4 separate regions of the Homo sapiens genome follow, and all the other regions are linked to region 4. Evidence: chromatin loops called from intact Hi-C (ENCODE). Cell type or tissue: ascending aorta. All regions are shown on one strand. Links, peaks and the distances in the headings refer to the core of each region. The heading gives the core; the rest is flanking DNA. Region 1 overlaps LOC105377273 (a long non-coding RNA gene). Region 2 has its middle 250 kb from the start of ADAMTS3. Region 3 has its middle 200 kb from the start of ADAMTS3. Region 4 has its middle 170 kb from the start of COX18.

What was found. Peaks named below come from ENCODE experiments on the same cell type or tissue, not always from the same donor. Only the 100,000 strongest peaks of a DNase experiment are listed, where the experiment ranks them.
Region 1: a loop joins it to region 4, with 2.7 times the contacts of the local background. A loop is called at or near these places in 6 of 110 quality-filtered maps.
Region 2: it touches region 4 in a loop (2.0-fold over the local background); 2 of 110 quality-filtered maps call a loop at or near these places.
Region 3: a loop joins it to region 4, with 10 times the contacts of the local background. A loop is called at or near these places in 2 of 110 quality-filtered maps.

What each region holds. Positions count from the first base shown.
Region 1 is chr4:72,965,574-72,973,446 of GRCh38, reverse strand. All of the region lies in intron 1 of LOC105377273 (a long non-coding RNA gene), which reads right to left. Among named protein-coding and RNA genes, the nearest start is that of COX18, 100 kb to the left of the region's middle. In ascending aorta, for the core only: no CTCF peak of the experiment used is centred there; a DNase peak (open chromatin) is centred at 3,236; H3K27ac peaks cover 2,370 bases.
Region 2 is chr4:72,812,989-72,820,861 of GRCh38, reverse strand. No RefSeq gene overlaps it. Among named protein-coding and RNA genes, the nearest start is that of ADAMTS3, 250 kb to the right of the region's middle. In ascending aorta, for the core only: no CTCF peak of the experiment used is centred there; no DNase peak of the experiment used is centred there; H3K27ac peaks cover 1,908 bases.
Region 3 is chr4:72,765,377-72,773,249 of GRCh38, reverse strand. No RefSeq gene overlaps it. Among named protein-coding and RNA genes, the nearest start is that of ADAMTS3, 200 kb to the right of the region's middle. In ascending aorta, for the core only: a CTCF peak has its summit at 4,601; no DNase peak of the experiment used is centred there; H3K4me3 peaks cover 531 bases; H3K27ac peaks cover 1,301 bases.
Region 4 is chr4:72,893,566-72,901,438 of GRCh38, reverse strand. No RefSeq gene overlaps it. Among named protein-coding and RNA genes, the nearest start is that of COX18, 170 kb to the left of the region's middle. In ascending aorta, for the core only: no CTCF peak of the experiment used is centred there; a DNase peak (open chromatin) is centred at 4,778; H3K27ac peaks cover 2,500 bases.

The DNA of each region.
Region 1 (7,873 bases), core at 2,144-4,643, 73 kb before region 4:
ACCAGGACTCCAGAGAAACATCCTGGACAAGCTGCCCAAGAGCCATGGTTTTATAAGCTTTCTGGAGACTTTGACATGCTTCATAAATTGCTTTTTCTCCAAATTCTCATTATTTGAACTTTTGTTTTTTTACTCTGATAGAAAATATGTGTATTTGATAGCTACTAATCAGAATCCTTATCAACATAGTACTCTAAGCAACTACTACCAATTAATTGTGGTAGGTGAGAGAGCTAAAACCTGATTGCCATCTCTAACATAAGCCTCTATCCTTTTCTCCTGGTCAAATAACTTAGGCTTATTTCATAATCACTAGCCTCATGTCTGTAGCATTATCTGAAGACAAATTATCTGCTTTTTAAAACAATCTCAAATACTGTTGTGATGATTTTTAAATGCCCCCAAATTATTTGACATTCTTCCCTTCAGTAGGTGGAAGATAATTCTCCTTACCTTGAGTGTGGGCTGGAGTAGGCTTAATGAATTTCTTCTAATGAAAATAATATAATGAAAGTGACAACATGAGACTTTGAAGATGATATAAAAGGCACTGTGGCTTACTGCTTACTCTGTCTCTCTGTCTCGTAATTCACTGTGGAAGAAGCTAGCAGCCATGCAGGACAAGCCCATGTGGCAAGCACCTGATGCCTCCTGCTAGCTTCCACGTGAATGATCAATCTGGAAGTTGCTTCTCCAGCCCCAGTCAACCCTTCACATGAGACTTTATCCCATGCCAACATCCTAACTGCAACTTTATGAGAGAATCTGAGCCAGGGCCACCCAAATAAGCCACTCTTGAATTCTTGACTCACAGAAACTGAATAATACACTTTTATTGTTTTAAACCACTAAGTTTTGGGGTAATTTTCAATGCATAAATGGATAAACAATGCTACTATATTAAAGGCTTTTAAACAAATACAGCTCATTTGCAACCCCTTTCAAAGCCCACCCCCTTTTCCAATCAATTTTACCACTTTGGTATGGCTGAGTTAGCTAGTTGTCCAGCAATACCTGATTTATTCTTTCCTCCAAAGTGAAGTCGGAAAAATGTTTTAAATAAAGGGCCAAATAATAAACATTTTAGGCTTTGTGGGCCATATGATGTCTGTCACAACTATTCAACTCTGCCATTGTAGCACAAAAGCAGCCATAGACAACATGTAAATGGACCATGGCTCCCTTCTAATAAAAATTTACGGTAGTCCCTCTGATCTGAAGGGGAGACATTCCAAGAGCCCCAAGCGTGTCTGAAACCATAGATAGTATTAACCCTATAAACACTATATTTTTATCCTATACATACCTATGATAAGATTTAATTTATAAATTAGACACAGTAAAAGATGAACAATAACTAAAAATAGAATAATTATAACAATATACTCTTCACAATTTCATCAATAGAAGGCCCATTCTTACTGTAGATCTTAGCACCGTCAGCATACAATTTGTTTTCTTTCCTGAGTCCAGAGCTTTTACCTTTTCATGTAAAGGAAGCACTTTACAGCTGATCTTTGGCACATCTGAATTGCCGGTATCACTACTCTTGTGCTTTGGGGCCATTACTAAGTAAAATAAGGATTACTTGAACAAAAGCACTGGGATACCACAAAATGGCCAGTTGATCTGATAACTGAGATGGCTACTAAGTGACTAATGAGTAATGTAGCATCTACAGTGCAGATACACTGGACAAAGGGATGATTCACATCCTGGGCAGGATGAAGCAGGGCAGCACAAGATTTCATCCTACTACTCAGTACAGCACACAATATAAAACTCACAAATTGCTTACTTCTGGAATTTTTTATTTAATATTTTCCCAGCACGGTTGAACGTAGGGTAACTGAAACCATGGAAGCAGAAACTGTGGATGAGTGGGTACTACTGTATTTATGGACACTGAAATTTGAGTTTCACATAATTTTCACATCACAAAATATTATTATTCTTTTGATTTTCTTTTAACCACTTAAAAATGTAAAAACTATTCTTAGCTTGCAGCTCACTTAAAACCAGATTTGGCTCATGGATATAGCTTGCCAATTCTTATGCTAAATCAATAGATTTCTTGATATTTAGCTGGCACATGGATGCCCAAAATAAAGAATATTTTTTCAGACTATGGCCACATGACCTTGTTATGGTTGGTGGAATGTAGGTGGGAATGATACGTGCAAATTTTCTTACAAGGAAGTGGTGAACTCTCCCTTTTTTTTTTCCTTTTTTCTACTTCTCTTGGCTGAAATGAAGATCATCTTAGACCATGCAGATGACAGAGATGTCCTTGGGATGGTGAAACAGATAGAAACAGCCAGAATTCTTGGCTCTGCATGGTGCGCAGTCATACCGTTATGAGAGTGAGAAAGAAACTAGTCTTTCCTCTGTTTTTAGGTCCTTTTCACACATTAACAAATCTATATTCTAACTAGTTCAACTGGTGAGTCTTTGGCTAACATCTCTTCTGAATGTCATGACAAGTCAATGTGTTGTAATTTCAAGAAGTGCTGTAGACAGTGATTAACAGCTTTGTGTAAAGTTAAAAAAATGATTCTTGGTTACTAGCCAGGTCAGGATAGTTTGAGTATAGGACAGCTTTAACATTTTCTAAAAACCAGAATTTCTAAAAAGTTGCAGGTATTTGCCTTTTCTTCTGAGTGTTGATTTCATTGGACTTGGAAGTGAACAAATGTGCCTTTTATTCCTTTTCTCCCATCACCATCACACTTACGACCAATGAAGGAAGAATATTAATTTGGAGAAACATAAATAAGCCACTTCTTATAATCTTTGAGGAAGAATTAATTCACATTGTCCTTTGGGGAGCTTATTTATATACATGAAAGGGTTTAAAAATCCACGCCCCCGCCTCTCCAAATATCTCATGGTCCTATGGGTGTTCATATTCATATGATAACAGAAAGAAATTGTAGTCATAATTGGCATATTTATCTTGTAAGTATTTCATATTTTCCACAGTAGAACTTGGGGGTCCCAGACTGTGTACAACAATGAGAAAAGATCCCACAGCCTCAAAATCTGAAAACCACTATGAGATTCATCAACCATCACTTGGCAGCCTCAGAGCACCAGGCATTGTCCAAACACGATTGTTTGAGTTTTTGTGCTGACACAAAGTGTTTCCCATTCATCTCTCTCCCCCTTTCTCTCCCTCTTTCTCTCCCTGCCAAAAACTCAACTTTCTTTAAGTAGGCACAGCCTTCCAAGTCCTGGCTGTTAGTGTCCCTGAGAGGTTTCAGGGAGAAGCAGTCTTGGCTGAGAGTTAGAGCTAGAGGCCAGCCAGTGAAGGGAACAATGTCTGGGTTTTGAGAACAGCTGGAGCTTTGGAGGGAGAAAAGCAGCTTGGTGAATGAGGAAAGAATGTGCTTGTCACTTCAAGAGGCAAGAAACATAGACTTCCCTCCTGCTTCTGCCAATAAGTGTTTATTGGAAAGGGCAGAGTGGTGGTGATGGCAGGTGACTTTTGGTTTGGATTTTTATGGAATTTTTCAGTTTATTTTACCTTTTCAAAGAGCAGATAAATGTACAAGTCCCACACCATAAGTATTTTCAATTCTGCTCATGTTTTTATTGGATACAAATGTTGTTCCTCAGAGTTATTTTTAAGAATGCCACCCCTGGCCTATTTTGAAACTCTGCTTGCTTTCCTTGCATGTAAGTTAATATTTGTTATAGGGATTTTGGAGAAAAGTATCAGAGGGTATTAAATGGAAAGCAAAGGCCTTAGGGGGAAAGGATCCTATTCTGAGAGCATGAGCTGAATTTACAGTTAGGAAGAATTGGGATGGCCTACTTAGACAAAATAAGGATGTTTTAGCTGAAACCAAAGGTAAACCTATGAAAATTCTGACAAAGTAGGTCAAAAAAGTTTATAAGATGTCACATTTCTTAGTCATGTTTTGATTTCTCTCTGATTTTCCTGGATTCTTATGGCAATAGACAGAATAACAGAGACGATATTCCCTTTCTGAATTCTATTTGCTAGACTTGGAAAGTATGACCTGATTTGAAGTGTCACTTATAAAATGAACAGAAAGATCAATATTAGTACTCAAGTAATAATAGCTGTTACCATTTTAAGACCTCTTTCCTTTCTCTCTTTCTTGACTCTCAACATTTTTGCCTGTTTCAGGATTGGAACAAACATTCTTGAGATCCAGCTGTGTGACAGGTCATGTACTAGATCCTTTCCTTGTAAGAACCTGTCAAAAAGGAATTATTACACCCATTTTCAATATGGAAGACTTGGGCTCAGTGAAGATCTTCATAAATTGTCTAGTATTCCCTGATATCCTATTAAATGGTAATTTTAACATCAATGAATCCTGATTTAAACATGATTTGGATTCCAAAGGCCATGCTATTTCTAATGCCCCATTTTGTCTATACAATAAAATATGGGTTGATTGTGTTCAAATTAAATAATCATTAAACATTGGTTGATCAGAAGAAACTTGTATATATTATTTAGTACTACTCTTTTGTTAGTATCTTGTGATTTTTTTAGTAATGGGACTTTAATGCAAGGATGCAATGGACCACAAAACCTTCAACTATCTAGTCACTTTGGGCTTCCAAATTTCCAAGACTGAAATTGATATTTCTGGAGAAAAAATAATTCATTTTTTTTTTAAAGATGAGTCTTGCTCTGTCGTCAGGCTGGAGTGCAGTGGCCCAATCTCGGCTCACTGCAACCTCCGCCTCCTGGGTTCAAGTGATTCTCCTGCCTCAGCCTCCCGAGTAGCTGGGATTACAGGTGGGTGCCACAATGCCCAGCTAAGTTTTGTATTTTTTAGTAGAGATGGGGTTTCACCATGTTGGCCAGGATGGTATCGATCTCTTGACCTTGTGATCCGCCTGCCTTGGCCTCCCAAAGTGCTGGGATTACAGGGGTGAGCCACTGCGCCCAGCCACAATTCATTTTTTGAGTGTCTACTTTGTGTTAATTACGGTGAGAATATTAAGAATGCATTTTAGGAATTGACAAAATTCTCAGGTCTCAGAGATCATCATTTTTCTTTGCTATATTTACTAATTCATTAAAGTCAACACAAATACTTCTTAAGGAGTGACTAAATCATTAAATAAATGTAAAAGGTTTTCTTATAATCCAGAATACTTAATCAGGATTCCTACTCCCATAAGCAATTTGGGTAATCAATATTTTCCTTTGTGAATTTCAGATGAAGAGTCATTTGTACTGTAATATAGAAGTTTCAATGGACTAATATTTGACAAAAATACTGACCTATTTCTCAGAAGGATCAAATAAATGGAAGCTTTATTTTACAACTACTTTTAAAAATAAGATACATGTAGAACCAATGCTGTGAGTATAATACAACCTTGTTATTGTCACCAGCATGCTACTTGTAGGGCAAAGTGGATCAGAAGAATTGTCTGGGGTGATACAAATCTACAGGTCCCAAATTGCTGTTGCCTTTATTGCCAACATTGAATATGTCTTTATAAACATACTTTTATGTGTCTAAAATGGAAAAACCTATTTACAGATATACTCAGATATTTTAGTGATTCATTAAATAAGTTATTGAATGAAAGAATATTTATTAAGAGGTCATTTTTTTAATAGATTTCCTAGTTTGGGCATGTTATTCCTAATATTTTAAAGATTCATAAATTTAACATTAAAGAACAACTAGATAGAAACACTGTCTGGGTATATCAGCTTGTCAACATACCAAGTCAGGGCTTATTTAAGACCCTGGGCTGTCACAGAAAATGGTCTGGCCCTCACTTTTTGGCCTAGAAACTTAGTTTTGTTAGTGCTTGAATTTGTCCAGCATCAGGAAGACTAAACAAAGCGTGGCAGACCAATAAAAGCTTTATGTGTAGCAATTTAGCAGAGAAATTAACCACACACGTGGCTGGAGACAGTCTGGTGAAGTTCTGGTTTTCCATTTTACTAGATCTTGACCTTGGTCAAGTTATCTGAACTCTGTGAGTCTCAGTGTCATTATCTGAAAAATTAGGATAGTAATAGTACCTCATAGGGAACTGTGAAGCTTAAATGAAATGATGCTTTTCAAGCACTTAGCCCAATTCCTGGCAATACTAACAGCTCAGTAAACATTAGATGTTACAGTTATTGTTTATGCTAATGTTACTTTTGTGGTTCTTCTTCTTATCATTAGTATTTTTATTATATAAACCCAAAAGTTAATATATAAATTTATAATTGAACATGGTATAATGCGTGGAATGCTTGTGTAACTTCTCAAGGCTACTTCATTTCTTAGTTTAAACATAATTTGGATATAGAACCAGTAATTAGAAAGCTGTCTGGGATAGAGACAGTGGCTCATATAATCCCAGCACTTTGGGGGGCCTTGATGGGAGAATTGCTTGAGTCCAGGAGTTCAAGACCAGCCTGGGAAACATGGCAAGACCCCATCTCCACAAAAATTACAAAAAAAGAAATCAGTCAGGTGTGGTGGCTCATGTCCATGGTCCCAGCTACTCAGGAGGCTGAGGCAGGAGGACTGCTTGAGCCCATGAGGTCGAAGCTGCAGTGAGTCATGTTTGTGCCACTGTGCTCCAGCCTAGGTGACAGAGCAGGACTCTGTCTCAAAAAGAAAACCAAAACCAAAAGCAAACCAAAATGAAACAACAACAACAAAGAAAGCTGTCTGGTTAATGAGGACAAAAGATTGGTTTACAGACAAGCATCTTTTAAAATTTTGCTTTTAGCTAGAATAAACTCATCTTAATATAGTAACCTCTGATTATCTTTGGTGATAGAATGCTGATTGGCCAGTATATTTATCTTTAATTCTTTCTATTGAGGTGAAATTCACATAAAATAAAATTAATCATTTTATAGCATTCAATTCATTGACAGTGCATTCACAACGTTGTACAATCACTTTCCGTATCTAGTTACAAAACCTTTTCATCACCTGAAATGAAACCCCATTCCCATTTAGCAGTCACTCTCAATTTCCTGCTCCCATTAGCCTCTGGCAAATACCATTCTGCTTTCTGTCTTTATGAATTTACCTATTATGGATATTTCATGAAGATAGACTCATGCAATATGTGACCTTTTATGTCTGGCTTTTTTTTCACATGGAATAATATTTTCAGGGCTCATCCACATTATAGCATGTATCAGTATGTCATTTCTTTTTACGGATAATATTCCATTGTATGCATATATCACATTTAAAAAATCCATTAATCTCTTGATGATCTTTGACTAATTTTTTTAATGGAAAATTACTTAATAAATATAGTCCATAGACAAATACTTCCTTTTTCAAAAATAAATTATTTTATATTAGATTCAGGACGCACATGTGCATGTTTATTGCATAGGTATATTGCATAATCATGGGGATTGGGCTTCGAGTGTACCTATTATCCAAATCGTGAAACATTGTACCCAATAGGTAATTTTTCAGCCCTTGCCCTTTCTCTCACCGCCCCCACCCCTTTTGGAATCCCCAGTGTTTATTATTTCCATCTTTATGTCCATGTGTACCCACTGCTTAGCTTCCACTTATAAGTGAGAACATGTGGTGTTTTATTTTCTGGTTCTAAGTTAGTTCACTTAGGATAATGGCCTCCACCCCCATCTATGTTGCTGCCAATGACATGAGTTCATTCTTTTTTATGGCTGGATGGTACTAGTTTTATAGAATGACTTAGAAAAAAATTGTTCCTGCTAGACTTTTTGGAATAGTTTCAGTGAGACTAGTACCAGCTCTTCTTTGTATGTCTGGTATTACATGGTGTATATGTACCACATTTTCTTTATCCAGTCAACTGTTGATGTACACTTAGGTTAGTTCCATGACTTTGCTATTGTGAATAGTGCCGTGATGAA
Region 2 (7,873 bases), core at 2,387-4,886, 79 kb after region 4:
AAGAGAGTTGTGAAGAGTATCTGGTGATTTAATTGTTTCTTATATTTTCAGCAAATATTTCTGCTTTTAGTTATACCTCTACCTTCTCATCCAGAGGTATCTGGATGCCACAAAGTCCTGAGCCCTCTGGGGGCCATGGTTTCCTTCTTGGATCTATCTACTTTCTTGGGTCTATTAAGGCATTCACCACTTGTTTATCTTTTTCTGGCTTTTGCTATAGATTCCTCTTCCATTCTTTTGGTCCTTGTGCATTTTTGTATTTTTGTTGTAATACTTTACTATCATTTTAGTGGAGTTTCACGAGTGAGCATGAATTTATCCATCATACTTAATACGAAGCTTTGCAGAGCTTTTCAGATGTGTTCATATTTATTAACAAAGGTATTTTCAATCCAGTCTTGATGACATTTACTTCCTTAACCACTACTTGTTAAAACTATTAGTGTTTTTTATTTTCTCAACACTATTTGTGCATTTGACAGAAGCCCATACATCTGTAAACATGCACAATGTGTTAGACTTATGTGAGTAGTTATGTCAATGTGATTGATAGGCAGATACATTTAATAGCTCATCAGTCATTTGATTGATGGCTGAGTATATGCTATGCCCATGTGCTAAATTCACTGACAGCATGGGCCACTGGGTCCCTGGACAATTTTTGTTAAAAACAAGAAACAGGCTGGAAGCAGTGGCTCATGCCTGTAATCCCAGCATTTTGGGAGGCAAAGATGGGAGGATTGTTTGAGCCCAAGAGTTCAAGACCAGCCTGAGCAAAATGGTGAGACCCCGTCTCTATAAAACATTAGAAAAATTAGCCAGGTGTTTTGGTGCACAGTTGTAGTCCTGGCTACTAGACAGGCGGAGGTAGGAGGATTACCTGAACACAGGAGTTTGAGGCTGAAGTGAGCTATGAATGAGAAACTGCACTATAATCTGGATGACAAAAATAAAAATAAAAATTACATATAATTAGCCGATTAGCAAACATAGGCTGGGCTTAAAAATGGAAGAAAAAGGCTTGTAACTGATGAGATACTAAACATGAATCAACAATATATACATTTATATATATATATATTTATATTAAGGCAAGTTACCAAATTTTTTCAACAAGAAAATAGTTTGAAAAAAAGCTTGTTAATCCTAGAATCAACATTAGTCAGACCTTTATTATAATTTTCTTTAGGGGCCTATAATTTTAGTCCGATATGGGGGCCTTGGGAAGACTTCAGAAGAAAGCAGTCAAAAGAATTAAGCTCTCCAGAACTAGAGTTGGGGAGAAAAGCATAAAATAATTGCAATCATTTAATCTGGTGAAGAAAAGACTGAAAAGGGACAGGATAACAGTCTTGATGCTAGTGAAAGAATTATGTTTTAAGGATGCAAAGCACTGGTTTTTCTCTCACTTACATTATGGATTGGTTAAGAGGAAAATTTCTAGTTTATAATTAAGTGTATTTTGAAATAGAAAATCCTTAATCATTTCAGGGCAAGTGGTGTTTAATGAGTTGTTGACTGGGCAGGGACTGCTGGAGACATAGGGAGCTATCAGATACAAAGGATAGTTAGGATGAAATTGGGAGGCTTAGACTGATTTCTTTGTGTGACATTAACTAACTGAATGATCTTTAGTGAGCCACTCAATCTTCCAGTGCCAGAGTTTTTTTCTCTGCAAAGCAAGAAAATAGACCTACATTCCAATTTTGATATAGTGTTATTGTGATAAAGAAATGAAACCATAGCAAAGAATTCCTGTCTTTGCCACCTCTCAGAAAGGCAGAAATTCATCCCTTCTTTGACACAGGTTTTGAATAGACATCCCAACTCTGGGAGGTTCTTCCAATCAGGGCAGCATGGCAGGGCAGGTAAGCACATAGGCTTTGAGAGCATACTACCATAGATTCATATTCCAACTTAGCTTCTTAGCTGATGAGTATCCTTGGAGCAGATATTTTAGTTCTCCAGGCCTTATTTTCCTCATCTTTGAAATGAAGATTATGAGAATAGTAATTCAGACCAGGTAGAATTAAATGAGCTACAAAATACAATGTACTTAAATCAGCAGCTGGAATATAGTAAGTACTTGATACACATTATTATCATACTCTGATCTGTGAAATTTCTGCATTTGAACATCTAGAAACCTTTATACCTTTCTAGTAGTATTTATTTTCGTATCAAAGTAGTATTTTGATTTATTTTTGAGTTGTTTGTATCCTTGCCTTTTCCCTTCCACTGGATTTTAATCTAGTTTCCTGAGAGTGGAAATTGTTTTATTCAGTTTTGTTTCCCTAAACACTTAAAATTCCCTCACAGTAGCTGCTTAAAATTGTTGAATGGAGTTAAAAAGTTCAAAGTACATGTAAAACATATCATATTTAATGAGATGAATTTCTGTGTGCTATGTGAAATTCTGTATCATTATATTATACTTTGTTTGTTTTACTGGAACGGTGTCATGGAAAGAGATTGAGTTTTAGAGTCAGAAAGAGATGAACGCAGTTCTCATTCTTCCACTGATTGGATCTGTGAGTGACTTTACTTTCCTGAACATCAGTTATAAAATTCAAGAAATATCAAATACCTTACAGGGCTGTTGTGAGGCTTAGAGACAACATGTATAAAGCAACTAGCACATAGCAGGGACAACAAATGAGTAGCTATTATTTTTTGTAATTATTTTGGTAACTATCTCAATGATCTCTGTCCTTTGAGAGGCAAACCTCAGCTCCTTGTGATATTAGTAAGATGGTTGGTTTCAAGCAATCTGTGTGATCTATCACCCCCAAGGTCTCCACTTCTCTCTCTGACAGCAGCAGGATCTACTTCCAAGGACTTCTGTCTATAGCGGTGTCAGCGACAGTCTTGCCTTTGAATGAGAACTTAAAAGTTGGCTGATGTTCCTTTCTGAGCTGAAGGGCCCAGAGAAACAAGAAAGAGATAGACATTTAGAAACTGGGCTGATGTGTGCTGACTGCCTTGATGGCAGTCTGCAATTGTGCTCCTTATCCAAGCCACAGCTTCCAATTCTGAAAGCAGATGGAGGAGATAGAAAGCAGCAGCAGAAGTGGGAGGACTGACTTCCCAGTGCTAATAGGGCTGAAAGGGGGACATTGACAACTACTGGGGTTGAGATTACTTGTCCTTGATTCTGTGGCCAATATTCCAGTCATTTTCCAAGAGTCGATTGATGAGGCACTTTCTCTGCTGTACCTCAGGAGAACAGCTTAATCTTACTTTTGGGTTCCCTGTAAAATCAGTACATATTTTTATTATAATGTCTACAATATTAGGTTGGCGGAAAAGTAATTGCAATTTTTGCATTAATGGCTTCTAGAAACCTTTATACCTTTATACTAACACTTCTTTGCACTTACTCTACAAGTTTGTTTCCTTTCACTACATTGCAAGTTCCTTATGGGTTATTCATCTTTATATTCCTAAGGCCTAGGGCTGGGTCTAGAACATAGTGTGTATTTAATAAAATTTGTTAACTTACTGTACGAATGATCCAGAAGTTGACAGTTCAGACCCTCAAGTGTCCACTGATTTCCTCTATAAACCAGGCAGGAACTTTGTCTCAATGACTCACTTTTCTGGTTTCTAAAACCAGAGGCAGTGTGCCTTTCCTTTCCCAGAAGTATTTTAAGAACCAGTGAAAGTGTTGTTGAAAGGGACTCCACATGCTGGATGGAAGCATCCCCCAAGCACTGGGCATGGCCATAATAAGATGACCATGGATTGTGTGCCAAAAGCCACTTTCACTTTATATTTCAGTATTTGTCATTTATGCAGCATCATTTTATGATAAGAATATAAAGTTTAGCAAGGTTAAGAAAACACATGTATTTTCAGTGCTGAGTTTATTCATATATTAGGAATTTGAGGCAGACATTTGATTTTGCCTGAGTCAATAATTGTGGAATTACAGTTTTTTAGTTGTTTGATTACTCAAGTTACTTTTTTCTCTGTTGTATCCAATTATATTTTGCCTCAATTCAGGAAAAATATTTAAAACTTTCAGAATATATAGATTAAGCTTTGGAATTCAATTATAATAAATTCAATAACTATTCCATAAGCACTTATTTAGTAAAAGTTTACTTTCCAGTTGTGAAAAGGAATATAAAATTTCCATTAAGCTACGGGAAGGTAAGGACACATTCAGAAATCAATGTAATTTAAGGCAGAATACTAGAAGTAACATGAACCGTGTATAAGGAGACTGGTATGGGAATTCAGAAATGGCAGAATTCACAAGCCAATTATTCATATTTAAGAGGAAGACACTTTCAAGTTATATCATATTTGGGATCAGCAAATCAATAACCCAAACCATAATTAGTAGAGATATTAGGTCACCTTTCAAATTCTATGTGTTCTTTAGTTCTTGGCTTCTTGGGACCGGTGGTAAATTTATCCTCTGATTTGGAGGTGGGGAAGGAAATAAGAGGTGTGAGAGCTGCAATTTCTCCCTCTCCAGCCTTCCCAGGGCAGCACTGTTTTTGACCTCATGGAAACTATGCAGCCAACAGTCTTGAGACATCATAAAGCTGCATGTCTGAAAAAAAATGGATAGGTAAAATGTTGGCAATTGTTGAAGCTGGGTGATGGTTCACGAAGGCTCTTTATATTATACATCTCTGCTTTTTTTGATATTTGAAAATTTCCATAATGGAAAAAAAGGAGCCACAAGTTACCTGGGTGTTTGTTATGAGGGAGTTCATTTTGTGCTATTAACTACTATACCAGGCTGGAAGCTGCCTGTGCAACTAATTCAAGGAAGATAATAGAATTTTCTTCCTTTTCCATGTAAAGCTCTAGGACATGACAGAGTTGTCCTTCTGAGAGCTAATTGCAACCTTCTCTTGCCCTTGCAGGTAGGAGACTATGGCTAGTTGATGCTTCATTATCTCAGTTGAACTTTTACCTGTAGAGTTAGTGTCATGCAGCATGGAAAATATTAGATTGGGAACCAGAAGATTTGATTTCCAGGCCCAATTCTGTCACTTGCCAGCATTTTAGACGACAGGAGACAGTGTTTATTGAACCCCCATTCTGGGCCAGCATTTATTGAAAATGCTGTGTTCTAGACAGTGGTCATATATTACCTCATATATAACATCTGTGTAGACATCACCACTACGTACCTCACTTGGGTTGTTTTGTGGCTCAAGCAATATAACACATGTAAATAACTTGGAACTTTTTAAATCTTAAAGTTTCTAAATATATAAGATATTATAAAGATTAGCACTAGCATGTATGACTTATTAAAAGTTGAATATTTTAAAATGCCTAATAATAGAAACTTGCCACTACATAGTGTTTTAAAATAATTGACATCACATCCTTAAGTTTCCACATGGGCTTACTGAAAAGGCTTCCTTTTGAAGTCTTGCACCAGTAGGTATGCATGATTACTGATTAAATCATTATATATTCTAATCAAAGCATCATTACATATATAGATAGTGGAATAAACTTACTAACTAGTAGTATTCTAAGTTTTCATTTTACAAAATTGTAAGGCATGCTTGAATTTGCATGTAACACATAATTCTTGTTCCATAGGTCTTGGCAGAAGCCACTGGATTACTCAGTGATTTTTTTTCCCAAAATGAAAGGAAGAGGAGGAAGCCAGCTGCAGCTTTGACACTTGTAATTGTACCCCAGGTAATAGCAATGGTTATATATGAGCTGTTTAAGTTGAAAGCAACACAAGTCATGCAAATTGAAAATAAAAATCAGTCACATCAATTGAAAATAAAAGAAAGGAGAGAAATGTTTGCCAAATGGAAAAAGGACACATTATGTAGAATAAATTATTTCTAATAGTCTATGAAAATATAGCTAGCAAGCAATGTGAAATAAAAATTTTAAAGTATTTGGTGTAAAGTTGAAATGATACTTAAGTACTAAATTGGGACCATTTCCATTTGGCAATTCAGGAAAATCTGGTAACACCCTGGGTGGTGTGTGCAGCAATTCTCAGTGAAAATTTTAATCCCCGTTTGGAAAAATACCAGTTGTAAAGATGTGTCTCTTCAACATATATTGGCTGTGGATCTTAAGATTCTGAAGCCATCTAAGCCCACACTGATGTGAGGTGATTATTTGAGGACATTCCACTGGGCTCTGGGATTGAGAATGATGGTAGCATGAATTTGTAAACCAATTTTATACATCTCATCATACAATCTTTTGTTTGTTTTTTTGCTTAAAAAGATAATAATATCCTTCTAATTTTATAAGTGTATCTAGTTGAGCCAAAAATATCACATCTGTAATCTAAAAGAAATGTTCTTAATCATGGAGGAAATTAGGTAATAATACAAATGAAATCTGACAACAAATTTCAGAGAAGGCAAACCTAGTGCAGCTCCATGGCTCCGTCAAGGTCACCCAGCTCATTAGCACAAAAGGATTGGACTGCAGCCTCTGCAGTCCTCATTTTTCTTCTCTGCTGCATGAAGACTGAAGTTTTTTCTAGCTGTAAAATACTGCAGCCCACATTGGAAAGTTCATTTTCTTCTTATTGCTTTAAGATTTTATTTTGAAGAGAACCAGTTTTGAAAGAAGTTGTAATTATACTGTATTTACTATAAAATAATGCTTTATTTTTATAACTTACTAAAATAGGTTAGAAAGTCTGGTCATTAATTTTGGAAGATAGAATGTGTAACAAACCAGTGACTTCTGTGTGTCTTTAGAATACAGTAGCTAATTAGATAATTCACTATAAGTAAAAAAATTGCTTTGGTGGTGTCCCCAAATATCTAAGTGATGCAAGACTAAAGATAACTAAACAGTTTATCATAGAGAAGCACAGTGGTTTAGGAGTATCCATTCTGGTTCTGTAGACAAAGACTTTGCAACTTTGGAAAATCATTTAAACTCTAATGGATTTAGTTTCTTCATTTGTAAAAGGATAGTCTCAAATTGGTTGACTTTAATGTTCCCTCCAGTTCTGTGATTCTGGACTTTTGGGACTTGCCTCAAATCAGATACTGTGATTTAATGATACGTATTAGTGATACATTCCTTCTGTATTATTGTAGAACAAAAGATTTTTTTTTATTTTAGAACTTATTAGTGACGTCTTTACATTTAAAGTTGACATCAGACTGTTTTTAAAAGTGACTCTGTGGAATACGTCTGAATATATTTCTCTCACATATGTTTTGTCAAGGGCCTCTTTCACTCTTCTGTTTCTCCTTGAATCTGTTGGGCCAGAGAAGTACTTCTTGAGCTGCTAGGGATTTTCTTTTGAAATTGGGAACAATGGTAAATCTTCAGGACAAACTTCTGTGTTATATAAATTTTTGTTTGTTTGTTTTTGTTTTTATCAAAGTCTGGTTCAATTTAATTTTCTTTTCTTTTTTTATTATATGCTGCACCCATTAACTCGCCATTTAACATTAGGTATAACTCCTAATGCTATCCCTCCCCCCTCCCCCCACCCCACAACAGGCCCTGAAGTGTGATGTTCCCCTTCCCGTGTCCATGTGTTCTCATTGTTCAATTCCCACCTATGAGTGAGAACATGCAGTGTTTGGTTTTTTGTCCTTGCGATAGTTTGCTGAGAATGATGGTTTCCAGCTTCATCCATGTCCCTACAAAGGACATAAACTCATCATTTTTTATGGCTGCATAGTATTCCATGATGTATATGTGCCTGTTTTTTAATGAAAACGTAAGCTTCTGGGTTATATAAATGTTTTTTAATGCAATGAAATACTTACATATACTATTTTGGGCAGGATGCAGCAAATAAAATTTCATAAGCTAAGAGCTTGAATTTAGATATCTTTACTCACACCTATAGGTTTAGAATAGGACACCCAACAGAAGCAAATGCTAAAATACC
Region 3 (7,873 bases), core at 3,283-5,782, 130 kb after region 4:
CATGCTTTAGAAAAAGCTATAAATGTATGGTTTATTGTTGAAAACATTTTTGAAAGTTTTATAATTCCAAATATTTTACTTTGTGATAGTTATTTTCTATTAATTATTGTCTTCCCCAATTTAAATCATGTTATTAATTCATACACAAAAATAATGTTCTGAAAAAGTTACATGAGGTAGAACTGAAATAAGAAAAAGATTTGTATTGCAGCAGACTATTTTATGTCTTACAATAAATACAGTGTAAGTTTAATTTTGGGGTCATACAGGGATGCTGCTCTGAATACATAGGTGAGCCACAATATTTGTGTTAAAACAGTGGTCTGAATTTTGCTACACTAAAACTTGTCATGTCACATGTGGTTCACTGAGGGTCATTCCTTCAAGTACATGATGTGCTGTGTGAAGTTTTTGAAACTAGTGATCTTAATGGTACATAAAATGGTAGGATTGAAATGTGGTCTGGACAAGATGCCACAAGATGAAACACCAGAAGAAAAGATTTTACCACAGTGTTGTTTGACTTAAAATCATTCCTATAGCTTTTGGTTTTGTGTTTTTTGTTTGTTTGTTTTTAACTCAGCTATAACCTGAACATTTGGGTTAATCCAGTAGATACTTTAAAGTCAACTGCTTATTTGATTTTATAACATAATCATGGCATGATAAAAATAATGTTGAAAATAGCCAAGGACATTTAGATTAAGAATAAAGAATTAGGGCAATATCCTAAATATTTTTAAATCCTGGACTTTCTTGTAGAAGATGGAGAAGTTTTCTTCTGTATTGCTTTAGACTAGAAATTTATCAACCAACAGTCGTCAGGTTTTAAGGTAGCCAGATAGGGTTTTAAACATGGAGACATTTCACATAAAAATCCATTTTTCAATCTTCTTTCAAAAACTGAGAACACTTGGGCAACATGGGGCCTGCTTCCTGATGTGAAATGACAACGATCAGTTGTGGAACAGCAGGTATTCTTTTAGTCCAGGCAAGAGCTTGTTCATTTGCCACAATCCTCACTGCTCCTGGCAGACTTCATGGAACTGTTATTCACCTGGTTTCTGCAGGCATCTTAGCATATTTCAGTTCAGTGTGATAACGCTAGCTTTCTAACAGCAAGATATGGTGCCTTGTGAGGCAGTGGGTACCCTTGTTCTAAAGTGTTAAACAGGGTCTGAGCATAGAGGAAACTGAGAAATAGGCGTGAGATTTGACTGGATGGCATATTAGAATTCTTTTCATCTCCAAACACTTTTGATTCATTTCATTAGCATAGAACCATTTCCTGAAAAGTAACAGTCCTTAACATTTTAAAATTTATTTTATTTTATTTTATTTATTTATTTTTTGAGATGGCGTTTTGCTCTTGTCACCCAGGCTGGAGTGCAATGGCATGATCTCAGCTCACTGCAACCTCCATCTCCCAAGTTCAAGCAATTCTCTTGCCTCAGCCTCCCAAGCAGCTGGGATTACAGGCATGTGCCACCATGCCCGGCTAATTTTGTATTTTTAGTAGAGACGGAGTTTCACCATGTTGGCCAGGCTGGTCTCGAACTCCTGACTTCAGGTGATCCGCCCACCTCGGCCTCCCAAAGTGCTGGGATTATAAGCGTGGGCCACCATGCCTGGCCTAAATTTATTTTAATATCATTTTTATAAAAATTATAATAATTTTATTTAATAAGAAACCAAGACATACAACTAACATCAGTGTCAGATAATGAATGGAAAGTGTTTATCCCTGAACCTAAGACCTGATTGTGCAAACATATCTATTTGCCCATTTGGCATTTATTTATTAAGCATCTTCTATGTGTTTAGGATCCTGGAGATGTAGAGCTACAGTGGTGAATAGACAAAATATTTGCATTTATGAGAGTTTATATTTCTGCATAGGAAATAGAAAATACATAAGCATAAAATTTCAGAGAGTAACAAGTGTTGTGAAGAAAATAAAACAGAGTGAGGTAATCTATGTATGCTCATTTAGAAAAGATGGTCTGGAAATGCATCTTAGGAAAGTAACATTTGAGAAGAGAATGAATGATTAGACAGTGTTAGTTATTCAAGGATATGGGTGAAGAGCATTCCAGGCAGTAGAGCAAGGGTAAGTGACAGGGATAAATTTGACTTTTTCAAGGCACAACAAGAAGGCCACTGCAGACTGAGTCCATTGAGCAAGGGAGAGATGAGAGGATGGCAAGAAAGGAAGCCAGGTTGTGGGGAATGTTCTGAGAGCAATGGGAAGACATCAGTTTTTAATTAGGCAAATGATATGATTGGAATTAGACTTTGAAAGATTTCTTTGGCTGATCTGCAAAGAATAAACACAGAAGGGCAAAAGGGAATGCAGGGAGACTACTTGGAAAGCTGTTTCCATAGCCCAGGATGGGAAGTGATGGTGAAGTGATGAGAGGTGATGATGCAAGATTCATACTGAAAAGAAGACTGATGGGATTTGGTGATGGACTGAATTAGGGAAAAGTAGAGAAGGAGAAGAATCAAGAATAATGACTACATTTTTGGATCAAGAAATTGAAATTGAATAAATGACTATGAGAAATGGAAAGAGTGAAGACTGGCAGAGCAGATTCTCTCAACAAAAATCAGGTGACACATTAAACCCTTCCTGGAAAAATGGTAGACTATAAATATACAGAGAGAGATCTTGGATATTAGGCATGAATATACAGAATGACTCTGGTCCCTGGTCCTGGAGAGTTCGTAGTCTAGTAGGGGAAATACACATGTCAAAGAAGTCAGTACAAATTAATATCCAATATGATAGAGATGTGAACAAAGGGGAGGAAGAAGGAGCTTTCAGGATTCTCAGTTTTTCCTTATGATCAAAAGGTGTATAGAGAGTTTAACAATGAGCTCAATTGGATGCAGCAGGAATGGCTAGCAGCTCAACTTGTGGAAAACATTATTACCATTCACCTATTATTTTGTGGGGGAAAGACTGGCTTTTATTTAATCTTTTCTCAGAGTTCTTATTTTCTGACATGTCAATCATCCCGGTAATTCTCTGACTATCCCTTTATATCTTGTGATGGGAAGAATATGAAATAGAAAAGAAATTCATTGATCCATTCTCTTTCATCTACAAATTCTCTTCTTATTTTCATTCCCCTATCTCTTTCTGTCTCAGCAGCAACCAAAATCTAACGTGTTTTTTAAGAGCCCATTACGAGCCAACTACGTGTTTCTTTCCACATTTCTTTACTTTCTGGCACTTTAACCTTTGAGTAAGCTAAAATTGCCAGCTGTTATTTTAAAATCATTCTTAGATTTCCTCTCTTTCTGACTCAATGTTTTATTTTCTTCACATCTCCTATCTGTCTCTTTCATCTTGTTCTCCATTCCCTTCATTTAAAGTCATCAATAATCTGTTTTTGCCATACATTTTGCTTCTTATGATTTAGATAATTTCTTCTTTTCCCCCATGCATGCTTATCATTCTCATTTCTTATTCTTCAATTTGAGCTTCTATATATTCCTTAGATACCATTTTTCTTTATTTTTGTAGCTTGTTCACTGTTCATATCACTTAATTCTGTTCTCTGTAACATGCTCTACAGCCTACCATTTTCTCAGTAAATCCATATTAAACATTATCGAACAAGTTATATAAGCTTTTTTTTGCTCTTTGAGACAGAGTTTTGCTCTTGTTGCCCAGGCTGGAGTACAATGGCACAGTCTCAGCTCACTGCAACCTCCGCCTCCTGGGTTCAAGCGATTCTCCTGCCTCAGCCTCCCGAGTAGCTGGGACTACAGGTGCCCACCACTACACCAGCTAATTTTTGTATTTTTAATAGAGACAAGGTTTCACCATGTTGGCCAGGCTGGTCTCGAACTCCTGACCTCAGGTGATCTGCCCACCTCAGCCTCCCAAAGTACTATAAGCTTTAAGTGCAACTTAATAGTTTGATAAATTGGTTGGACTAGAGATGTTCTGAACATCATCATGAACAACTAATCCTATCAAACGGAAATTTCTGCATTGTCTTTCTTCTTGCTCACTGGACTTTCCACTGATAACTTAAAAAATACATATTCTTAGAAACAGCTGTTCTACTTGGCTGCTTTTAATTGAGCAGAGACTGAATAAAGATTGTAATTAAGTATGATCCAGTGGTATCAAATAAAAATCTAAACTAAAAGTTTAGAAAATTAGATTTGGAAAAGATAACATAAATGAAAATACACACAAAGAAAAAAAGCAAGGATGAAGTACATTTCCAAGGTCTCTAGTTTTTAATAGATACTTAAAAGCCTGTTATTAGAAATTTCTGTCATTGTAGCTTGAGGAAGAATTGTACTTCTCCTTTGAAACTGAACAGATTTCCTTTTTTTCCTCTGCACTGCTAGAAAGTGAATTAGTGGCTCAAATTAGCTTTTTTTTTTTTTAAATCTACTATTCTGTAGACATTTTTAGGTCTCAAAGTATTTTGTTTCCTAATTTACTACCTACTTTTAATTTGTTATTTTATTGACTATTACTTATCTATGTAAGCCACCTCAGTCATTTCTGATGTGGCACAGGATATAAACACTCTTTCTTAGTATATCTAACCATTTGGTGTCACTGTTCACCCTGTTTCTTCCTCAGTCTAACTGACTAGAATACAAGCCATTTGGTTAGAAAAGCTGTCACATTTGGAAAGCCGCAGCCAGTCAGAGAGAAATTAAATTGTTTTTCTTTGTCTGCCTGCTGTTCCAAGTCTCTGCTGGCATTGCCAGTTATTTGGAGGGAGAAGTGTGGGGCTTGTTCAGCTGTCGGTGAGCATGGAAGAGGGTGGGTGGATTCATACCAGCCTACCCTTTGTGCCATGGAGTCAGTTAGTGAAGGTTGGGTGGGCATGGGGGGAGATTCCACCAGGTAATCCTCTGAGGAAGTGGCTGATGCTTTTTGAGAAAAGAATGTTTTGTCACTGTTGTGAAACTGATGGTGATGGACTACTAGGCAAAGCTCATATTTTCCATTTTCGTATTTCTGGCAGTAGGAGTCTTTGTGGACAAAACAACCCTAAGAAATATCATTCACTAAAGCTGAATTTGCCATAAGGTTAGTTCGGTCATCCAACAGGGGTGAGATGCTGAAATAGTAGGAATTTCTCTGTATGAGTCATACTCTTGAGATGGTTCGGGAGTATTAGGTCAGATGCCTTTGTATTTAAATGAGGAGAATGATGTAGGAGATGTTAGAATGTAACTCTTAAGCATGACAGGGGTGAGAAAGGCATGGATGAAGTAAATCCATGCTTGCTTAAGAAAAACCACTGAGGAAGAAAATGGATCCTATGGAGAATGGTGAATGATAGATATATGAACCATGGAGCTCCCTATAAAATATAGAAAGCTAATATATGATGTTTAAATTCAGAGGTTAGTTCACCAGACAGTCAGTGTTAATGCATATTTACTTCCAGACCCATAGTAGAATGATGATTCAACTGCTGGGAAATTAATTAGTCCAGTGGTTTTAGAACTGTGACTGTTCCTATGGGAAAATGAATTAGAAAACTATCATAGAAATAAACGACCCTTTTTCCCTTTTCATATTTATTTCATGATAATCTGCATGACTATGCTAAGGGATTTGAATGCATTATAATCAGTTAATGCTTATAACAAGTTTATGAGGGCAACACCATTAACATCTCCATTTTCCAAATGAAGAAATTGAGGATGAGAAAGTTATTGAAGCAACTTGCCTAAGGTCACACAGATGGAAAGTGGCAGAACCAGGTTCAAAGCCAGACACTGCTAAAGCTGTTAATTAATATTATGCTATCTGTATTTCACTCATGATTTAGGTGCAAAGAAGAAGGCAAAAAATTAACCTTACCCTTAAATCCATTAGTCATATAGACCAACATTTGAAGGTGATTATTGAGCCACTGATACATTTCTAAGGACCTACTGAGACATAGAAAAAAATGCCCCAGCATAGAACTTGGCAAGACAATCTTAAGCACGACTGCAACATACTATATTTTTCCTATAGCTGTTGGAGCTTAATAAGGTAAGGTATAAAACACTTATGAAGACCTCATGTACTAGGTCCATCTTCATTATGTCTCATGGTTTTGAAAATAGGCTCAACAACGTATTAGCTCTGTGACTTTATTCAAGTTACTTCAGTTCTCTGAACTTCATTTTTCTCACTTGTAAAATAGGAACCTACCTCACTGTGTCCAGAATTGGTGGGTTCTTGGTCTCACTAACTTCGAGAAAGCCGCGGACCCTCGCGGTGAGTGTTACAGTTCTTAAAGGCGGCGTGTCCAGAGTTTCTTCCTTCTGATATTCGGATGTGTTTGGAGATTCTTCCTTCTGGTGGGTTCGTGGTCTGGCTGGCTGAGGAATGAAGCTGCAGACCTTGGCGGTGAGTGTTACAGCTCTTAAGGTGGCGCGTCTGGAGTTGTTCGTTTCTTCTGGTGGGTTCGTGGTCTCGCTGGCTTCAGGAGTGAAGCTGCAGACCTTCCTGGTGAGTGTTACAGCTCATAAAGGCAGAGTGGACCCAAAGAGTGAGCAGCAGCAAGATTTATTGCAAAGAAAGAAAGAACAAAGCTTTCACGGTGTGGAAGCGGACCCCAGCAGGTTGCCACTGCTAGCTTGGGCAGCCTGCTTTTATTCTCTTATCCGGCCCCACCCACATCCTGCTGATTGGTAGAGCCAAGTGGTCTGTTTTGACAGGGCGCTGATTGGTGTGTTTACAATCCCTGAGCTAGACATAAATGTTCTCCAAGGCCCCACCAGAGTAGCTAGATACAGAGTGTTGATTGGTGCATTCACAAACCCTGAGCTAGACACAGGATGCTGATTGGTATGTTTACAAACCTTGAGCTAGATATGGAGTGCCAATTGGTGTATTTACAATCCCTGAGCTAGACATAAAGGTTCTCTACGTCCCCACCAGACTCAGGAGCCCAGCTGGCTTCACCCAGTGGATCCCGCAGGGGGTCTGCAGGTGGAGGTGCCTGCCAGTCCCACACCCTTCCATCGCACTCCTCAGCCCTTGGGTGGTCGATGGGACTGGGCGCCCTGGAGCAGGAAGCCGCGTTCATTGGGGAGGCTCCGGGCGGCACAGGAGCCCACTGAGTGGGGGGAGGCTCAGGCATGGCGGGCTGCAGGTCCTGAGCCCTGCCCTGCAGGAAGGCAGCTAAGGACCGGGGAGAAATTGAGCACAGCAGCTGCTGGCCCAGGTGCTAAGCCCCTCACTGCCAGGGGCGGGTGGGGCCCACCCGCTGCTCCCAGTGCAGGGTCAGCCGAGCCCACGCCCACACGGAACTCCTGCTGGCCTGCAAGCACCGGGGGCAGCCCCGGTTCCCGCCCGCGCCTCTCCCTCCACATTTCCTGGCAAGCTGAGGGAGCCGGCTCCAGCCTTGGCCAGCCCAGAAAGGGGCTCCCACAGTGCAGCGGCAGGCTGAAGGGTTCCTGAAGTGCCGCCAAAGTGGGAGCCCAGGCAGAGGAGGTGCCAAGAGTGAGCGAGGGCTGTGAGGACTGCCAGCACACTCTCACCTCTCATCACCTCATAAGATTGTTGTGATGATTACATGAGTTCTTATAAATGAAAGATGGTCGAGCACATATTGAGTTTACAAATAGTAGCTCCCTCAATTCCCTTTTATTCTCACAACATTGCTTACTACATGCCCAGAGAATATTCTAAATGCTTTATATTTATTAAGTCACTTCATGCCACTAACCCATGTGGTGGGCATTGGTATCATCCCCATTTTGTGAATGAAGATACTGGGGCAGTGCTTAAATTCAGGATGTCTGGCTTGGGTGTGGGTCTTCTTAATACCACCCTAAAGCTCATTGATACTATAAGGAATCATGCCAACCTCAGACAGCTAGAAAG
Region 4 (7,873 bases), core at 3,629-6,128:
AACAGGAATAACCCGTGGTAGGCAGCTTTTAAGACCATCCCAATGACTCCCTGCCTCCTAGCATTCACACCCTGTGAGTTCCCTTCCTCTTGAGTGTGGGCTGGACTTAGTGACTTGCTTCTAAGGAGTAGAATATAACAAAAGGGATGAGGGTCATGTTATTACAGACTGTGACTTCTGTCTGGCACTCTCACACTGCTTGCTTGCTCCTCTCATGGAGCCAGCTGCCATGTTATGAGCTGCACATATGGCAAGGAACTAAAGGCAGCCAGCAGGGAACAGAGGCCCTCAGGCCAACAGCCTGAAGAGAAATAGATCCTTCCAACAGGATTCTGCGTGGGAGTCTGCTCCCACGAAGCCTGAAGATGACTACAGCACTGCTGACTCCTTGATTGTAATCTCTTGAGATTCTCTTCAACTGGAGGAGCTAGCTGAACCATGCTTGGATCTCAAAAGAACTGTGAGCTGATGTAAGTGTGCTGTTTTAAGCCACTAAGCTTTGGGGAAATTTGTCACTCAGCAATAAATAATACGCATCCAAAATCTATCAAGGAAAATTATTTTTAATAATTTATCAGCTTACATCTTAATTAGGAGTTCATTCAATTTTAGTTAAAAGCAAAGAACAAAAAAGTCACTTGACTTCCAAAAGGATTTGTTATTCAGTCATTAGAATCATTTATTTTCTGTTTCCAGGAATCATATGCAAAGGGCTTTATCAACATTTAACAAATAACTATTAGTGATATTTAGAGAGCTACTTTTAAATTTAGAAGCAGCTTTCTTAACCCAATATATGCAATATATATAAAGCGAGAAAATTAGAATATTATTTTTTTAATACAGTATCCCCCCTTATCCACAAGCAATATGTTCCAAGACCCCCAATGGATGCCTGAAACCTCAGATAGTATGGAAGATGATTGCCATCAATTGGAACACATTTATGTTCGTGTCTTTTCAATCTTAGCTAAGTACTCATCCTGCACTGTGGCCAAAACTTTCGCAGTCTGAGGTATGACAGCAAAACTAACACAGATATCTTTTTCCTTCTTCACAGTTTCATAGATAGATGTGTTTTCACAGTAGATCTTAGCAACCTTACCATACAATTTATTTTCTTTCCTTAAGTCAAGAACTTTCACCTTTTTACTTGAAGGAAAGGAAGCACTTAATGGCTTCTCTTGGCATATTCAATTGCCAGCATTACTAACTAGTCTTGTGCTCTGGGGCCATTATTAAGTAAAATAAAGGTTACTTGAACGTAAGCACTGCAGTATCTTGAAAGCTGATCTAATAACCAATATGGTGTGGAAGGAAAATAAGTCTCGGGACCCCAAAATCACTAAGCCAAAGGGAAAAGTCAAGCTGAGAACTGCATCAGGCACACGTGCCTCCCATTTTATTCCTGAATAAGATAGTTGCAAAGATTTTTAAAAAGCTGCATACTCCCTTCACAATTTGCCCACTAGGAAATTTGTTTTGGGCCCCAAGGTATTTACCTTAAAACCATTCGGTTGAATCTTACCTTGACAATGTAAATTAATAGTTTATCTTCACAGATCAGAAGGGCAGAACTCTAAGTCATCCTTCTGCTCACCTGAGACAAATGCATATCTGATTGCATATCCTCTGATGTAAAAATGCAGATTCACCGAGATAGAGTTCCTCTACCCTCCTCACATGTAAATTGTGTACTTGGTGAAAGGCCAAAGACAAAAAAAATTGCAACCGTTTGTCTCTTATCTACCCACACCTTTTGAAAATTTCTTTCTCTTTCCCCAGTATCTGCCCTTTCCCCTTTAAATATTGAAGCCCTCAAAATCATCTTCCGACAAAGGCACAGACCTGCCTCTGAGGTGGGTGTCCTTAACCTTGGCAAAATAAACTTTCGAAATTGCTTGAGACCTGTCTCAGATGTCTCAGATACTTTTTGGTTTGTAACAGCTACTGTGACTAACTAACAGGTAGAGAAGCCAGCATGGTTACCCTAGACAGAGAAAGAATTCGCATCCCAGGCAGGATGGAATGAGACAATGCGGGATTTCATCACACTGCTCAGAATGGCATGCAGTGCAAAACTTACGATATTCCTGGAATTTTCCATTTAATTCTTTGGACCATTGTTGACCAAAGATAACCCACTGCAGAAAGTGAAACTGGATAAGGGGGGCCTACAGTATAACATTTTTTCGATATTTTTCCTTTTATCTTTTCACATTGCTTTAAATATACTTTTCTCAGAAACTTTGATGTTTGCAGATTTAGCCCAATTTATAGAATATATTTGCCAAAGCCTAATTTGTAAAGTCATATTCATGTTTAAATTAGGCAAGTTGAAGTGACAGTGTCAGAAAAGCCTGACTTTATTTAAAAAATTCAAAGATGTTAAAATATATTTACAGAATATTATATAAACCATTGAGAAATAAATTATGGTGCATACTGTTATATGAGTTATTAAAAAATTATTTCAGGCAAATAAAGAGGAAAAAGTACCCTTGGGAAGTCTTTCTTTTCTTTTTTTTTTTTTTTGAGACGGAGTCTGGCTCTGTCGCCCAGGCTGGAGTGCAATGGCGTGATCTCGGCTCACTGCAAGCTCCGCCTCCTGGGTTGATGCCATTCTCCCGCCTCAGCCTCCAGAGTAGCTGGGACTACAGGAGCCCGCCACCACGCCCGGCTAATTTTTTTATGTTTTTAGTAGAGATGGGGTTTCACCGTGTTAGCCAGGATGGTCTCGATCTCCTGACCTGGTGATCCACCCGCCTCGGCCTCCCAAAGTGCTGGGATTACAGGCGTGAGCCACCGCGCCTGGCCAGTTTTTGTTTCTTTTAAAGCAGCTCCAGAAACGTTTCTTGTCTAGCAGGAAAGCCCTGGCTCTTACAGAAAGGCAGGCAAGCTTTAATATGCAAATACAGGCCATTAAAAATAGGATCCACCCGGCGGAGCACGGTGGCTCACACCTGTAATCCCAGCACTTTGGGAGGCCGAGGCGGGCGGATCACAGGGTCAGAAGATCGAGACCATCCTGGCTAACACGGTGAAATCCCGTCTCTACTTAAAAAGAAAAAAAAATACAAAAAATTAGCCAGGCGTGATGGCCGGCGCCTGTAGTCCCAGCTACTGGGGAGACTGAGGCAGGAGAATAGCGTGAACCTGGGAGGCGGAGCTTGCAGTGAGCCGAGATGCGCCACTGCACTCCAGCCTGGGCAACAGAGGGAGACTCCCTCTCAAAAAAAAAAAAAAAAGGACCCACCCAAACATAGCAATTCCTGCCCTCTCCTTGCCTCAACATGTGCCTGGCAACATGGCTGCCCCCACATATCCCCACGTGTGTAAAACATCATGGCGCCCTTCATTTGCATATTGAAAGCTAGGGTAAAAGGGCCAGTATTTTCATGGGCTACATAAATAATACACCTGGTCAAACCAATCCCCTAGGCCCTATGCAAATCAAACACCACCTCCTCCAGCCTCCTCATATAACCGGCTGTTTTCCACCATACTCAGGGTATCCTCTCTGGGCTTAAAGCCCCCTTCCTGGCCAGGTGCGGTGGCTCACGCCTGAAATTCCAGCACCTTGGGAGGCAGACACTGGTGGATTGCCTGAGGTCAGGAGTTCCACACCAGCCTGGCTAACAAGGTGAAACCCCGTCTCTACTAAAAATACAAAACAATTAGCTGGGTGTGGTGGTGCATGCCTGTAGTCCCAGCTACTCGGGAGGCTGAGGCTGGAGAATCGCTTCAACCTGGGAGGCGGAGGTTGCAGTGACCCGGGATCACACTACTGCACTCCAGCCTGTGCGACAGAGCGAGACTCGGTCTCAGAAAACAAACAAAAAGCCCCCTCCCTCTCTTTCTGTAGGGCAAAGCCTCTTTCTTCTGTCTTGCCTATTAAACTCTCCGCTCCTTAAAACCACTCCACATGTGTCCGTGTTGTTTTATCTAAATCAGTGCAAAACCAAAAACCCTGGTGTTCCTCCAGTTATCAAAACCATATCAATACTTTGTAAGATCCTATTCAAGAACCAACTAGAAAATGTGGAGTTCATTTTTGCCTCCAACAGCAAAAAGACAGATTGGCTATTCTGATGGAGGAGGGAGAATAAAGTGTGCTTGCCAGGTGCTCACATGGGAAAATGAGCTCCAGGAAGAATTTCTAAATTTGGTAATAGATAATGTTAAGTTATTTTCCTTATCACCAGGGTCACAACGTATGATTTTTCAGAGTGAAGCACAAATCTTTTTGGCATTTCTATCTTTGGGGGAAATAGAGTAGTCTAAAAATAATGCATTAATCCTTTTCATAAAGAGAAATTATTGCTATTCTATGGAGAAAGATAATATGCATAGAATAGAAGGACCTCCTCCAGTTAAAATATATTATAATTTTTACTCATTGGATTGTAGGAATTAAGTGGAATGCTCTATGAGAAAATTCCTTGTGTAAGTCCTGAAACTTTGTCGGTACTATATATTTTTTTTAATGCGTTGATTTAAGGCTATTAGGCCATATTGTGCATGTGAAAGCGATTGCAGCAAGGGGTTAGGATGTCTCGTGATCAAAGGATCTGAGCAAAGCTTAACAGTTGCTAAGGATATTTCAGCCTCCTTAGATCAAAACAAACAAACAAAAATTACATGATGTCCAAGAGCCTAGACTTTATTTCTCTAGAAAGAACAAAATACTGGCCCTTAAGATAACATGGAAAAGAGAGCTGGCTGAACCAATAGGCTGTTAAACTTTGGAATGGGCTACTAAGTGAGGTTGTGCAATCCCTTCTCTGGCTGCCTACAAAAGTAGAGGATTTTCTCATCTGTCTGGTATGTTAGGACAGAGTTGGGATAGGAGTGCAGGAAAATGGAGATGACATCTCGACCTCCATTTGATTCTAAAACTCTCTAAGTTTGCAATGGAATGCAGTGTTGGGTAATACAGAAATAAAAACATCTATCAAGAAGGCATTTTAAAAATTAGAATTTGTAATTCTTAGAAAATTTCCCAGGAAGTTATCAGTAAAATATCTATAATGTATTATTACCCTTATTCATAATGCTTATTTTAAAATGATGTCTACAGATGGTTGCTGACTTAACAACAGTTTGACTTATGATTTTTTGACTTTCAGGACATAATCCCATCATAAGTGGACAAGCATCTGGACTTTTATGCCTGGCACAAATACAAATGCTTTTGTATTTGTATATGACTTACATAGTGCATCTTATTGTAATTATTGTATACACGGATCTCTTCTCTACTAGCCTTGTGCTCCTTCTTAGCAGGTACCATGTCTCCTCTATATCCCTAGAGCCTAGCACAGCCCTGGGACATAGTAGGGGCTGAATGAATTTTGATGGATCAACCTGACCTGGACAGACCTATCATGAACCTGTTTCTACAACACTCTGTACCTTTTCTGGTAGAATTAATTTTAATCAATTTTTGGTCATTGTCATTGCTACTTACTTCCTCTTCAGTATTAGGTTTTGATCTTATCACTAAGAGAAACAGTGTATTTTCATGGCAAGGCACAGAGTCTGCTAGACTAAAAATCTGCCTTTGTATTATTAGATGTGTGACTTTGTGCAAGTTATTTAATGTCCCCATGTCTCAATGTCTTTATCTGTAAAATGGAGATATTGACAGTACTCACCTCATGGGGGTTTGTGGAGGAAAAATTGTAGCTAAGTAATGTTATGGTTTTAATGTGTCCCGTCTAAAATTCAGGTGTTGAAACTTAATGGCCAATGTGATAGCATTAAGAGGTAAGCCCTTTAAGAGATGATTAAGCCGTGAGGGCTCCTCCCTCCTAAAAGGGATTAAGGCCTTTACGAAAGAGGCTTCATGCAGTGTTTGGCTTTCTTGCCTTTCTACATTCTGTCATGTGAAGACAGTGCTCCTCTCCTCTGCACGAATCAGCAACATGACACCATCTTGGAAGCAGAGAGCAGCCCTAACCAGATAACCAAATCTGTTGGCACCGTTATCTTAGATTTCCCAGTCTCCAGAGCTGTGAGAAAATTAATTTCTGTTATTTATAAATTAGTCTCCAGTATTTGTTATAGCAGCACAAAACAGATGGACTAAGACAGACATCTGATGAGTTTAACACAGTACCTTGCACATGGTAAGTGTTCAACAAATGATACCAATTCTTAATGTACTCTTTTAGCTTCAGTAACTCCTAATACATACTCTTTGTGGGTGTGAAGCATGCAATATCGGTTGAATTAAAATAATTTAGTATTTGAGGGAGAAATAGGCAATAACTGCAGTGGATGGAGGTTTGTACTAGATGATACCTAGTAAGTTAGCATTTGACTTAGTATTTAACATGTTTTAATTCAACATATTTTAATTACTTTTATCATCATAATTATTAGTATTTTAAAAATAAGGTGATTTTGCTGAAATCCTTGTCAGTCCTCTCTACGTTCTAGAATGTAACCATTATAACCTTATAACCATAGTTTTCCATGTAAATTTTCTGCTCATGCTTTCATAAGAAGCCTATTCTCACAGGCTATCATAGAATTTGACGATTTCCTTTCAGAGAAGCATAATTGCTATAATATGTGAGATGCATTTATAATGTTATATAATTTTTTTTAATGCTAGTTATATTTTCTCATGGCTATACTCTGGGAGTAATTTTAAAACAGCTTTTGTTTTTAATATAGGAATAGTTTATAGGAACTTCTACTATTCATTCATTAATCTTTAAAAGTTAAACAATTACAGCTGTATGTATCATATAGCATTTTAATGTCTCAAAGAACATTAAAAACAACAACTAGGATGGTGGGTGAGCTGGTCATTTGCCTATTTGCTCTCAGTTTCTGACTATCCTTTGCCCATTTCATTTTTTGAGATGTCTTGAAAAAGCTTTCTGGGTTTAGACATGGAAGATTGGAAATTGGAGGACAAGAAGCCTGGATATAGCTACCCCTCTCTTTTTCTCTGGATTGGGGAGAGCCCCTTCTCGCAGTGAGTATGTCTAGTCATAGTGATAGCTTTTGCAGGACTGGCCATCTATCACTGTTCCAGCCCTCCCTCAGCACCCTCTTTTTTTTTTTTTTTTTTTTTTGGTCTCTTTGGGCCTAGAGGTGGTTACAGCCTTCTTCTGTTGCTAATTTCTGGGTTTTTCAGCTCTTCCAAACAGCTATCCAGTATGCAAGTCTTTCTGTTGGCTTAACTGGCATGAACTCTGATGTTCACAATAGGGTATTCAGGAATTTTAGCAATTTAAATAGATAAGCAGAAACCTTTGTGTTTTTATTTCTGTGTAGAAGGTACATAGCAGATAATACAGAAGTTTCTGAAATTTTTTTCCTTTGAGTACGGGGAGTAATGCTTTATTTCTTAGATCACTTCTAAGGATTTAGGTGCTTTAGACAAGGATTTATGTTGCTCTAACTTTTCTCTTATCAAAATTCCCTTGCCCCTTCTCTGTAGCTGAAAATTTGCATAACCACACTTTTATAGTTGATGGGTAAAAGGGCAGAGGAGAGAGAATGTAGAGCCTCTGAACATCCCGCTTGTCAGCTCAGAGACTCTACTTCAACCTCAGGTACTTCTGAGTTGATTTTTAACTTTCCTGGAATAAGGAGTAGCTTTTCTCAAAAAGGGGTGGGAGTTTTGGTGAACTGGTAAGAGAGCATTTGTTACAAACAGAGGAGGGGACCCATCATAGCTGTGAAAGATCTTTCTTCTCCTGAACTGATCTTTTCTTTCATAGGGAAGTATATTAAAAGTATTGATTTATACAATGAGAATGTTATCAATAGTGAGCTGCTCAGAGTGTTCTGGATATATGTACTACTAATCTTAAGCAAAGAAAGTGCCAGAAGTAGTGGCCAAGAACACCAG